Regions from separate parts of the Homo sapiens genome. Here region 2 is linked to region 1. Evidence: chromatin contacts called from ENCODE Hi-C or POLR2A ChIA-PET data. All regions are on one chromosome and are shown on one strand. Each heading gives the region's core, a stretch centred on a gene start or an enhancer-like site at or near the end of the contact. The rest is flanking DNA. Distances are from core to core; before and after follow the strand shown. Region 1 has its middle 27 kb from the start of INSIG1. Region 2 overlaps LOC105375592 (a long non-coding RNA gene).

The links. A loop is a pair of places that touch in the nucleus more often than their neighbours do. ChIA-PET counts read pairs that join two places held with the same protein, here RNA polymerase II (POLR2A). Pooled maps may share reads with other maps.
Region 2: a map of Right ventricle myocardium superior shows a loop between it and region 1 (4-fold over the local background). The contact joins two enhancer-like sites. A Hi-C loop is called at or near these places in 1 of 168 maps with a recorded cell type or tissue (Right ventricle myocardium superior) and 2 of 50 pooled maps. POLR2A ChIA-PET finds 5 or more read pairs at or near these places in 3 of 52 experiments (BJ, H1 and WTC11).

Annotation. Positions count from the first base shown.
Region 1 is chr7:155,268,950-155,272,134 of GRCh38, reverse strand. No RefSeq gene overlaps it. Among named protein-coding and RNA genes, the nearest start is that of INSIG1, 27 kb to the left of the region's middle. RefSeq lists an enhancer at 1,654-2,154. Within about 2 kb of position 1,799, at least 2 of the 41 ENCODE cell types and tissues checked have a DNase peak (open chromatin) inside an H3K27ac peak, as active enhancers do.
Region 2 is chr7:155,327,488-155,330,832 of GRCh38, reverse strand. All of the region lies in intron 2 of LOC105375592 (a long non-coding RNA gene), which reads left to right. Among named protein-coding and RNA genes, the nearest start is that of INSIG1-DT, 30 kb to the right of the region's middle. Within about 2 kb of position 2,077, at least 2 of the 41 ENCODE cell types and tissues checked have a DNase peak (open chromatin) inside an H3K27ac peak, as active enhancers do.

The sequences.
Region 1 (3,185 bases), core at 550-3,049:
CAGGACCTTGGCAGTTTTCAGGAGGACAGGGCAGGTGTGTCATAGAATGTCCTGCAACTGGGAGTGTCTGACATTTCTCTCACCGTTAGACTGGGGTTGTGGGAGTTTTGAAAACTACAGAGGTGAGGTTCCCTCTCATCCCCCAGTATCCAGGGGTCCTGGTACCCACAACATCAATCCCGGCTGAACCTGGCCTTTACCACTTGGGAAGGCAGCGTTTGGCAGAGTCCCCACTGTGAACTGTAAAGTCACTACTGGCTCTTCCCGGACTCCATGATGTGGAAGGGACTCTCAGTCCTGCCCACACCCAAAATGGGGGCTCGCCTTGGCCTCCCAGAAGTGCTGGGATTACGTGTGGGAGCCGCGACACCTGGCCAACTTTTCCATTTGAATGAAGTATAGCTTTATCATTTCCTTTGAGAGTGGGATCGATTGTTAATTCATTTTTTCTTTAAGACAGGAATGTATTCACTCTTGAAAAAGGTTTTACACCTCTTTACACTGAGAGGTTTACCTTTTTGACCTTGTTACGTAAAGTAAGAAAAATAAGTTCATTCAAGAAAGTTTTAAATAAATCCATATCTGATAGAAAACTGAATATCTGGAGTGCAGCCTTAGCCTCCGTAATGACATCATATTCTTCTAAGAAATATCCCCTGGGACTCCCATCAAAGACAGAATGATGGTTTTGACCCAGTGTGACATTTGTTTTATTTTGTCCTTTTGATTTCTGACACTGTAAGTACATCCATAATCCATTGAGGGATAAGGACACTTACATACTTTGCTGAAAAAATAAATATCATGAAATTACCTTAAAATTATTTCTATAATTGCTCTCTTCTATGATGATCATTGAAGGCCAATTCTGTTGCTATAAAAACTCTACTGATACATTATTCTCCATGTGTGTATTGGGGTTGATAATCAATGAGATCAAAAGTCAGGCCTATCAGTGGAAGAAACTGATAAGAAATTGTGGCTTCCTCTGTTCCTTGTCACCCTGTGTTTTTCTGGCATTATTTACATTTACACCAAATCGTGCAGGTGGAACTCTTTTTTTGTGGTTGAGAAATACATTAAGTTGCTACAATTCAAGAAGTTTCTTCTGGGTTTGTCAGAACGGATGTTTTGCAATGACAAGAGAAAAGTTTTTCTCACCTGAATGATGAGTGGAAAATAGTGGCTGTTTATGTGGGACTGTACCTGGTGACACTCGACATTATGTTTAATTTCTTTATTTTTATTGTTGAGGCAGAGTTGTGCTCTTGTCATCCAGGCTGGAGTGCAATGTCACAATCTTGGCTCACTGCAACCTCCGCCTCCTGGATTCAAACGATTCTCCTGCCTCAGCCTCCTGAGTAGCTGAAAAGACAGGCACCCATCACTACGCCCAGCTAATTTTTGTATTTTTAGTAGAAATGGGGTTTCACCATGTTGGCCAGGCTGGTCTCGAACTCCTGACCTCAGAAGATCCACCCACCTCGGCCTCTCGAAGTGCTGGGATTATAGGTATGAGTCACTGTGCTCGGCTTATGTTTAATTTCTATAGATGTGACACATTTGGGTGCCAGTGGTCCCACCTGCAGATCGCGGGTCATTTGCATTTGCTGCCACCCCTACTGCAAAATGACCTCTGCTTTTGTTTCCCTGCCCTGCCCTTCACTCCTGGTGCCGTCACGTGGAGATGTTTGGAGGAGACCGAGAGTGTGCTGTCGGCACGCATCGTCCGTGAAGCAATGGGGCAGAGTTCATCCCTTACTTCAACCTATGCATCGCTGTTTTGTGCATCGTCATAAAAACAACACATTCCAAATGCACTGTCATGGGCTTGGAAGGAAAATAATAAAGAAAACAAACCCCAAATGAAATTGCACAATGTCTAGAGTGTCTTCAGTGCGTTTTCTTCTGCCTTAAAAAACCAACCAAACAAAAGCGACCTACTTGAGACCATACAATGAGGCAGACACTGGATGTTTAGCTCCCAGCCCCTGACCCCCCTGCCGGCCTGGCAAGGTGAATCTTGGGGATATACAGACCTCCCAGCTGCCCTGGTTGCTGGGTGCAGGTGCAGGACCCAGACTCAGCCAACAGCACACACAGCCAGCTCTAAAGTGGAAGCTGGTGGCACAAGGCAAAAGGCCAGCATCCTTGGCTTCGGAGGTGGCTTCATCCCCTCTTCAGGAGCAGTGGGTCAGTGGCACTGGGCCCGTGTCCAGTCCTGACCTGTGCTGGCCCTGGAGCTGCAGTATTGCTGCCCCCCAGGCCCCTGGCTGGGCTCCTGGTCCTGCTGCTGCTCGGCCTCTCCCTCGTTTCTGACTCACGTCTGAGCCGGGTTCTCCAGCAGTTCTGTGAATTACTCCCAATATGAGATTTTCAATTAGTCTCATATTGGCTTAAATCTGCTGGAGTCAGTTTCTGTTGCTTGCAGCTAAGAACCTGCCTGATGGACATAACAGAGACAGTTTCAGGACCTGAACTTCTCATTTAACTGCATGTCTTCATTAGCTTGGATTTTTCTCTCGTCAGAGCTTCCTCGTGTGAACACTTTGGTTCATTCTTCCTTACTATTTATCATTGCAAGCACATATATGGGCCTTGCTCTGTGCCAGGCACAACCCTAAATTCTCAGTGTATGTTAGCTCCACTCTGCACAATGCAACCAAGTGGGTTCTGTTATCATTGGCACCGTACAGACCACAAAACCGATACGCATTGTAAAAAGGGGCCCACTTGGAAAGGGGTGAGAAGAAAAACAACAGTTCCCTCCCCATTCTCTAACCCCACCTTTGTATCAAACCTAAAGTAGACATAATTTTACATCAGCCTCTTCCAGCAGAAAACAGAATGGATCCAATTCAGGCTTCCACTGCTAAGTGCAAACCCAGCACTTTGGGTTGAAACTCTTCTGGATGTAAAGTTTGGATTTCTTTCATAGGAAAGTTATGAATGAGGTCACAATGGAGCCAGCTCCAGTGTCTACTGCAGCTCCTGCCCCAGTTCCTGTTGGTGGAAGCTGTGATCTCAGCCTGGGTAGAAAGATGAGAGGCCAGGGCAGGGGGTGGTGGAGATGTCATGGGATGAGGCATCAGGAGACCAGGCTGGGTCTTGATCTGCTATCCTTGCTGTGTGACTATGGAGAGGCCCTTTTCCCCTCTGGCCGAGGTGCCTGTATTAGTCTGTTC
Region 2 (3,345 bases), core at 828-3,327, 58 kb before region 1:
ATGCAAACAAAATTAGTAACTCTATTGTAATCTTTGAAATTTCACGTCACCTATCGGGAAAATGGAATTCTCCTTAGACTTGGCTTGCCTTCCCTGGCTGTGTGTTGATGAACATTGCAAATGCGTCACAGTTTGTAAACCCATTTCAAATCCATCACTTTAACGAACAGACGTTTTACAAATAAAGCAATAATCTCGCGAAATTACATGATGGGTCCTGATGTAGTGAGAGTCAGAGATTAGACCCAAAATCAAATGCACTCCCCTCTGTGATTTTTTTCCCTGCTGATGTTGACCCCCAGTTGGAGTGCTTGGTCAGCAGGAAGTATTCTGATGTTCTGGAGGGGCGGGAGTTGCCAGGGTGTATTAGTGTCTTGTGGCTGCTAAAGAAAGTACTATAAATTGGGTGGCTTAAAACAACAGAAGTTCTTCTCTTAGTCTAGAGGCTGGAAGTTGAAAGCATATCCAGGGTAGAATTGGAGGCGTCAGCAGGGCCGTGCTCCCTTGGGAGACTCCAGGAGAGAATCTGTTCGCTGTCTCTTCTGCTTCTGGGAGCTGCTGCCATTGCTGGGCTTGTGGCCGCATAGCTCCAGTGTTCAAGGCCTGGATCTTCACATCTCTCTCTGCCCCATCTTCTCATGGCCTTCTTCTCTGAGTGGATCTCTGTCAAATTTCCCTCTGCCTCCCTCTTAGAAAGACCCATGTGATTGCATTTAAGGCCCACCTAGATACCCACCCCGCCACCTGAAGATCCTTCATTTAATCATAGTCTGCAAAGCCCCTATTTACCACATAAGGCAATACTCACAGGTTCCAGAGATGAGGATGTGGGTGTCTTTGAGGAGAGGGAAAGATGAGAATGTGGGTGTCTTTGGGGAGGGAGAGATGAGGATGTGTGTGTCTTTGGGGAGGGAGAGAAGAGGATGTGGGTGTCTTTGGGGAGAGGGAGAGATGAGGATGTGGGTGTCTTTGGGGAGGGAGAGATGAGGATGTGAGTGTCTTTGGGGAGAGGGAGAGATGAGGATGTGGGTGTCTTTGGGGAGGGAGAGATGAGGATGTGAGTGTCTTTGGGGAGAGGGAGAGATGAGGATGTGGGTGTCTTTGGGGAGGGAGAGATGAGGATGTGAGTGTCTTTGGGTGGAGGGAGAGATGAGGATGTGGGTGTCTTTGGGGAGGGAGAGATGAGGATGTGAGTGTCTTTGGGGAGAGGGAGAGATGAGGATGTGGGTGTCTTTGGGGAGGGAGAGATGAGGATGTGAGTGTCTTTGGGGAGAGAGAGAGATGAGGATGTGAGTGTCTTTGCGGAGAGGGAGAGATGAGGATTTGGGCGTCTTTGTCGAGGGAGAGATGAGGATGCGATTTTCTTTGGGGAGAGGGAGAGATGAGGATGTGGGTGTCTTTGGGGGGAGGGAGAGATGAGGATGTGGGCGTCTGGGGGGGGGGAGAGATGAGGATGTGGGTGTCTTTGGGGAGTGAGAGTTGAGGATGTGGGTGTCTTTGGGGAGAGGGAGAGATGAGGCTGTGGTTTCTTTGGGGAGAGGAGAAGATGGGGATGTGAGTGTCTTGGGGAGGGAGAGATGACCATGTGAGTGTCTTTGGGGAGAGGGAGAGATGAGTTTTTCGTGTCTTTGGGGAGGGAGAGATGAGGATGTGAGTGTCTTTGGGGAGAGGGAGAGATGAGGATGTGGGTGTCTTTGGGGAGGGAGAGATCAGGATGTGAGTGTCTTTGGGGAGGGAGAGATGAGAATGTGGGTGTCTTTGGGGAGGGAGAGATGAGGATGTGGGTGTCTTTGGGGAGGGAAAGATGAGGCTGTGAGTGTCTTTGTGGAGGGAGAGATGATGTGGGTGTCTCTGGGAGGAGGGAGAGATGAGGATGTAGGTGTCTTTGGGGAGAGGGAGAGATGAGGATGTGGGTGTCTTTGGGGAGGGAGAGATGAGGATGTGGGTGTCTTTGGGGAGAGGGAGAGATGAGGATGTGGGTGTCTTTGGGGAGGGAGAGATGAGGATGTGTGTGTCTTTGGGGAGAGGGAGAGATGAGGATGTGGTTGTCTCTGGGGGGAGGGAGAGATGAGGATGTGGGTGTCTTTGGGGAGAGGGAGAGATGAGGATGTGGGTGTCTTTGGGGAGGGAGAGATGAGGATGTGGGTGTCTCTGGGGGGAGGGGAGAGATGAGGATGTGAATGTCTTTGGGGAGGGAGAGATGAGGATGTGGGTGTCTTTGGGGAGGGAGAGATGAGGATGTGGGTGTCTTTGGGGAGAGGGAGAGATGAGGATGTGGGTGTCTTTGGGGAGGGAGAGATGAGGATGTGGGTGTCTTTGGGGAGAGGGAGAGCCACCACACACAGTGAATCAATTCTTTAAAAAGCAAATTTCTTATTCGTAATCACGATAATAATCCTTAACAGCTATTTTGAAAGTTGGGACAATTTGAAAAGTTACTTTCCCGATGGAAGTGAGATTAGAATACTTTAGATGATAAACCAACCAAGGGCAAGAACACTGGAAAAAGGTAACTCTGGATTCAGGCAACAGACACACTAGACAGCCTTGGGAGCCCGTGTCAGATGGTACAATGCTGTGGCTGCTCACCTGGCTGAGGGCCACACACCTTTCAGGTAGCAGAGGTGCCTGAGAGACCCTGCTCCCCTAGTCTAGGCACATGCCTCCAGTCTGGACACACACCCGGGGTGGTCTGAGCAGGGGTCTGCTTGGCCTAAGCCAATCAGCAGTGCCCACCCCGTCTCTGGGAAGGGACCTGGGGAGGCTCAGCGGCGGAGTGCCCAGTGATCCTCCGCATGACGCTTGGACCCATCCCACCCAGGACAGAGGATGGTGGCCTGTGGACCGTGCACCCAAGGCCTTGGAGAGGGAGGGCTGGGGCTGGCATGGGAGGCATGCTTAGGGATCCTGTAGGGGGAGGGACTGCAAAACGGGGCTTGGTGTGGTTGGGATGGGGCTCAGGGCTGTGAGAGTGGCTAGGAGGTGTATTTAGGGCGGGGCTGGTAGGCAGGGCTAGGAGGTGTTTGGGGGTGGGGCCGTGCCCATGGCCAGGCTGTGCACAGGGAGCCCAGGTGCCTGGCTGTGGTTAGGGTGCAGGTTGGGAGGGTGTGATTTGGGCATGGGACTGGGAGGGGGTTTCAGGTCTGGGTCTGGTCGGAGGTCAGAGGTGGGGGTGGAGGTTGGGATCATGGGTGGGGCTGGTGCAGCTGGTGTGGTAAGGGCAGGGTCAGGGCCGGGACAGGGTCAGGGTTGGGGGAGAGAGGGGGGCACTGGGGTATCTCCCAGTTAACTCCCTTCGGTGGTACAGAGTGTCTTTGTTATCATTACCAGTCTTCAGGAGTCCCC